Regions from separate parts of the Homo sapiens genome. Here region 1 is linked to region 2. Evidence: chromatin contacts called from ENCODE Hi-C or POLR2A ChIA-PET data. All regions are on one chromosome and are shown on one strand. The core of a region is the stretch at or near the end of the contact, and the rest is flanking DNA. Distances in the headings are between cores, read along the strand shown. Region 1 holds the start of LINC01507 (long intergenic non-protein coding RNA 1507). Region 2 overlaps TLE4 (TLE family member 4, transcriptional corepressor).

What was found. A loop is a pair of places that touch in the nucleus more often than their neighbours do. ChIA-PET counts read pairs that join two places held with the same protein, here RNA polymerase II (POLR2A). Pooled maps may share reads with other maps.
Region 1: a pooled map shows a loop between it and region 2 (2.0-fold over the local background). The contact joins the promoter of LINC01507 here to the enhancer-like site in region 2. A Hi-C loop is called at or near these places in 13 of 37 single-sample maps with no recorded cell type and 13 of 50 pooled maps. POLR2A ChIA-PET finds 5 or more read pairs at or near these places in 1 of 52 experiments (activated T-cell).

The regions. Positions count from the first base shown.
Region 1 is chr9:79,823,112-79,825,811 of GRCh38, forward strand. LINC01507 (long intergenic non-protein coding RNA 1507) reads left to right here and starts at 1,419. Exons shown (of 3, transcript NR_121213.1): 1 at 1,419-1,515.
Region 2 is chr9:79,629,782-79,632,724 of GRCh38, forward strand. The region is part of intron 6 of TLE4 (TLE family member 4, transcriptional corepressor); the gene reads left to right. Among named protein-coding and RNA genes, the nearest start is that of TLE4, 59 kb to the left of the region's middle. Within about 2 kb of position 1,395, at least 2 of the 41 ENCODE cell types and tissues checked have a DNase peak (open chromatin) inside an H3K27ac peak, as active enhancers do.

The DNA of each region.
Region 1 (2,700 bases), core at 169-2,668, 190 kb after region 2:
AGAAATAATCATCTAGGGCAGTGGTTATCAATGTGTGGTCCAGATTAGCAGGGTCAGCATCATCTGGGAACTTGTTTGAAATGCAGTTTCTTTTTTTTTTTTTTTTTTTGAGATGGAGTCTCGCTCTATCACCCAGGCTGGAGTGCAGTGGCGCGATCTCGGCTCACTGCAAACTCCGCCTCCTGGGTTCATGCCGTTCTCCTACCTCAGCCTCCCGAGTAGCTGGGACTACAGGTGCCCACCACCGCGCTCGGCTAATTTTTTTGTATTTTTAGTAGAGACAGGGTTTCACCATGTTAGCCAGGATGGTCTTGATCTCCTGACCTCGTGATCCACCTGCCTCGACCTCAAAGTGCTGGGATTACAGGCATGAGCCACCGCTCCTGGCTTCGAAATGCAGTTTCTTAAGCCCACCTTAGATTGCCTGATTCAGAAACTTTAGGGGTCAGGACCCAGCAATCTGAGTTTCCACACATCCTCCAGGTGATTCTGTGGCAGTCTCAAGTTTGAAAATCACCAGTTTAGGGTAACAGGGGAGTGAATGGATTATGGAAATATGGAATGATTGATGGGCAGAGCTCGAGACCTTTTTGAAGGTAGGGGTCATCAACTTAAAATGAGATCAGTCAGCAAGCTGTGTGGCTTTCTCCAGCCGTAGCAAGCTGTGTGGCTTTCTCCAGCCGTGGCCATCTGTGTTGGTGTGCAGAGTAAACTGAGTTGATTTAACCTGGCCTTGGGCCTTGTTAATCTTCTTAACAAGATTGTTAAGAATGTATGCAAGAGTGTGAGATGATGGACCATCAGATCTAATCTAGGTGGGGGAGGAAATTGAGGGACCAAGAAAAGCTTAAGCAGTCAATGGCTAATAGCTCCTAGTGGGGTCAAGGTTTCTTGGAGTTGGGGCATTGGTGAGAGTGAGCTGGAAAGACAGAATGGTTGAAATTGTAGTTATGGATTGCTTTACTAGTAATGATAAGGATAGAGTATGGCATTTGGAGGGAGTGGTTGAGGCAGGGTGGAAAATGTGAGAGTTGGAAAAGAGGGCCTCGAAAAACCGAGTCTAGGACATTGGAAAGATCATATATATATATGGATATTGAAATTACCAAATATGTTGGAGAAGTGGTGGTGAGTTAGGTGCTAAAATCTTCAAGGAATTAGGGGAGTGACCTGTGGATCTGTAGGTAACAGGAATAAGCTAAAATGGTGCTTGGTAAGGACTAATCACATGGTAATAAAAGATCAGAACTTTGTGTTGTTGTTTGTTCTTGTGGCGGGAAAAAGGATGTTCCAGTGGCAGTATGAAAGCAGAACACCTGCCCCTACCTCCAGATCTGGCATTACGAGAACCTTGCAAGATACCACAGCTACCACTTTCAGACTGCTGGGTAAAAGCAAGTGGTTTCCTGAGAGTCTGTCCATTTACAGCGAGAAGTGAAAAAAAGTTCTGAGAAGAAGTGAGGAGGAGCTAACAATTGAGCATGACTTCCAGAAGACAGTGTGGACTGGTTTCAGGTATTTGGGATGAGTGGCAGAGTGGATGAGAAAAGGGAGACTATAGAGATAATTGAGAATAAGGGTCCAGGAAGATCAGAGTTGATTGGGAGCTGCAGGCTCCTTGTGAAGTTTGATGTACATGAGAGAATGGCAAAACAAGATTTGCCTTGATGTTCTCAATGTAAGCACTGAGGAGAAGGCTTGGAGTGTTCCAGGACAGTGAGTGGTGGAGTCTTGCTGGGAGTGTTCTGAGCCTTTCTCTTTATTCCTGACAGTGGTGATGTGGGGCCCAGGATGGCAGTCTTATCCTGAATGCTTGGAAATCAGGGAGAGGTGTGGAGACCAGGGGAGTTTAATCTTTTTCAGTTGAATGTGTGGATGGCTCTTCAATCGAGTAGATTTGAAAGTGTGTAATGGAAAACGGTGTTGGAAATGAGTTGAGGAGTAGATGAGTCAAGGCTACTCTAATTTCAATGCCCCAAACCATGCCCAGCTCAAAAGTCACAGGGTGGTAATAACAGTTCCACTTTTCTATTCTTGTTAACATTAAGCCTCAGAAATAAATAAAAATGGGGGCCTGTCTTCAGCATATCAAAAGCAGCTAAATTTGTGTCCATTTATCCTTTCATTGTTGTGAGATCAAGCAGTTGCACTTCAAGTGCATTCACTGATATAATTTCCAGCAGGAGAGACCACTTCATTCCACATTGGTGCCCCACTCATGCTCCCAGCATGTACCATACAAAGAGACATCTGGTTTGCAGAGATGCTCTTAGGAACCAGCATGGTTTGGTGGCTTGAGCACAGGTCCTGGGTGTGAGGAGTGTGCCGAAGATGCAATAAGGCATACTTTTCTGGGGATGCACACCCGGACTGCAGAGAGGGGGCTACCAAAAAGCAGTTGGCTTGGATGCAAAATACTTTCAGAACAGGTAGCCCCAGTGGAAGCCTCTTCAACCCTGGCAAGAATTCCAAGTTTTGAGAGTGGTGCACACTCAATTTTCACACTGTATGTGAGCCATTGCTTTGTGTGGAAATGCTTGAATGCAAATAGAATTCTTGTAATGTGCCTTTAGTGGCGTAATATTGCATGCAGGGCAACAAGCCTTAATGCACTGCCTCCCTCACAGCTAGGCTTAATAAGTGGCAAGAGAATGGCCTGATGCAAAAATTAATACCTTTTAATGAGTCAAGATTGATTCT
Region 2 (2,943 bases), core at 145-2,644:
AAACTCACTTGACAAATTTTTGCTGCTGAGGTTCTCTTTGTCTTTTTAGCCATGGTAGTGCTTGCATCCAGTAGTTTTTGCAGTTGTAACATTGTAGTATTTTAAAGGCACTTGCTGTTCTCTGTCCCTTGAGCGTAGATGGCTGGCTGAGTTGGTGGTATTTTGACACGCTACCAAAAACAACTAGGGGTCAGTTTTTAGATTTTTGTTACTTGGTTTTTAGAATGTAGTCAGCAGTGATTTTCTGCACTGAAGGAATGACAGTTTTCCTTTGAGAGGCAAAGACCCATCTAAGCCCCTGCAGACCCTCATTTATTTATCACTACATATGTGTCTATTTTATATGTATGCACACCATCCAGACAAGAGCAAATGTTCCCAGATTTAATGAAATCTGATGAAGCACCTTTTTAACTCTGCAATATTATTCTACCTTCATTGGTAAATGAGCCAAACGAGTGATCCATGCAGTTTAAATGCAAAATGCTGAAGTGATCCCGTAATCTGGAGAGGCGGCTGTTCTCTTGACAATAAGCTGGTTGTGTTTAATGGAATGAAACACAGTTATAATGATTTCTTTCACAGGTCATGTTCAGTTTAAAACTGTTGATAGATTGAAATAAGTTAAATATCATTTATCTTTTATTTATAAGGAAGAAAACCAGGAAAATTCCTGTGTTGGTTTCCCATCGTTGATATTTTGTGTTTTGTTTTGAATTGGTGATATTACACATTTCCTTCAGGCCTTCCCCAAGTTCCCTCAGTTGGGCTAGGGGAACGTTATGGATCTAGTTTGATTTTGTCATGTGTCCTGCTAGCCACTGTGTTTTTAAATTAGAATCTCTGCGAGATCACACTGTTGGAACAACACACAAATTGTAGTTTTAAATCAGTAATATGATCTAATTAGAAATGATGTTTTCATTTCCTGTATTATTAAATTGAGTCACCTGACTATCTTAAAATGCTTTTTAAATCTATTACACTATATAATCAGTACATGCTGTGTGAATGTGGTTATGCTTAATAAAGGAGGCTGACTTGGAACCTCATAAGAATTTCACCAAAGAAACTACCATTAAGAAAAAAAGTTTAGTCAGTGTGAATAGTGGAAAAGAAAATGTTTGGCTTATAAAAATAGACGATGTGGGTTCCTTTGGAAACCCCCTAACCCACTTTTTAAACCTAATTCTGAGGAAAAAAAAATGATAGAAATGTATGCGTTTGGAAAAAAGCTCACCCCCATCCCCAATAAACCCTTAGGAAACAGGTATGCCATGGTGTTGTAGGAATTGCAGTTTAGCACAAGAAATGCTGAACCTCAATTTTTAGCAGTGACATTTTAATGATAGGAAGTCTGCAAAATTATTTGCCATCAATTGTGAAGGCAATAACAAGCCTTGGTGGTTTTTCACACTCTCTGTGTTAAGTGCTTTCAGAATGACAGCGTAAACTGTGTTAGAGAACTCCAAGGAAGTAAAACTGATTAAAATGTTCATGCTTGAATGGTGCTGATGGAATAGTTCATTTGGACTTTCTCTACCTCCTGCAGCTCAAGCTGAAATATTAAAATTCAGTGGATTTAAATCTCTTTCCTCTCAGCTCAGGAAAAAAACATTACATTTTAATAGGTTTTAAACCCATAATTCATTGGATTGGAGCAGCACTATTAAATCTATTTAAATATTACTTGTATTACTAAGGAAATGATTTAAATGACTTTGCCTTTACCATCCTATGTGTTTGAGTTAGTTTAAAAAAAGAAAGACAATACCTTTGCGGTCCCCCCCTTAGTATTTTGTTTTCTTGTCCTTGTCATATGATTGAACCTTAAATGTGTGTGTGTGTGTGTGTGTGTGTGTGTGTGTGTGTGTGTGTGTGTTTTCTACATTGACAACGTGGTAAGAGGGTCTTGCAGTATGACTGTTTAAAAATGTATGTCTCTTCTTTTCCGTTATAGATTTCAAAACTGCCATTTTAACTTTCAAAGGCATTTGGATGAGCCACCGTGGTCATTTTCCTTGTATTCTTTTTAAACAGTTTAGCCATTAGGCAGAAAGGGAAAGATATAAATATGTGGGTATATATAAAAATGTGTGTGTGTGTGTTTCCCTCCCTTACATTGCAAGTGTAGGAAATATACCCCTGTGGATACATGGCCTCCAGTAACACACAACTTGAAATTAAATTTAAAAATTTACGTTTTTTTACAAAAGTATTCTTCCTGGGCCCACCGTGTACCCCTCAGTTCCTTTCTCTCTAGCCCTTGCCACTACAACATGTGTCCCACAGCCTGACAGCACCTCCAGTCAGCCATAGCGCGAAGTGCTTGCTTTCCCCCAGTGCTTTGTGGGAAACCTTTGTGGGGAATCCACCCTTCACTTACACAAGCACAGCCTGGAAAGTGCAGGAATTACAGCTGCATTGGGTAACCCTGAATCCCACAGGGAAACAGAGTTAGTGGAATGCTCCCCGCATTCTCTGGGGGAGACACCTGTAAGATGCCTTCTATGCTACTCCACAAAAGGTTCCAGTAGGATGGAGCTTCAGTTGCCCACAGTAGTGATAGGCTAGATAATACATGTTTATTTTGAGTTTTCCCCCTTCCGTGGTTCACTATTCATAGGCCCGTACTCCTGTTCTGTGATCATTTCAAAATTACCTGCAGCCAAGCCCTCTCCCTCCACTTTCCCGGCAGACACTTAGGATTTGATTTCATAGGCCTCAAGCTACTTAAGGGGGCTTTACAGTGTAGGTAGGTAATTGTAGTCATGTACTAGAGTCAGGGCTTGTTTTCTGATGTGAGTTCTGTGCGTAAAACATATTTAACAGCTCAACTGTACAACTCAGCTTTTGTGTTATTTTTTAAATAAATATTTTTCAGTAAACTTACAGGTGAGCTTCTCTATCTTGTTCTGCTTCTTGCAGCTGATTACTATTGGT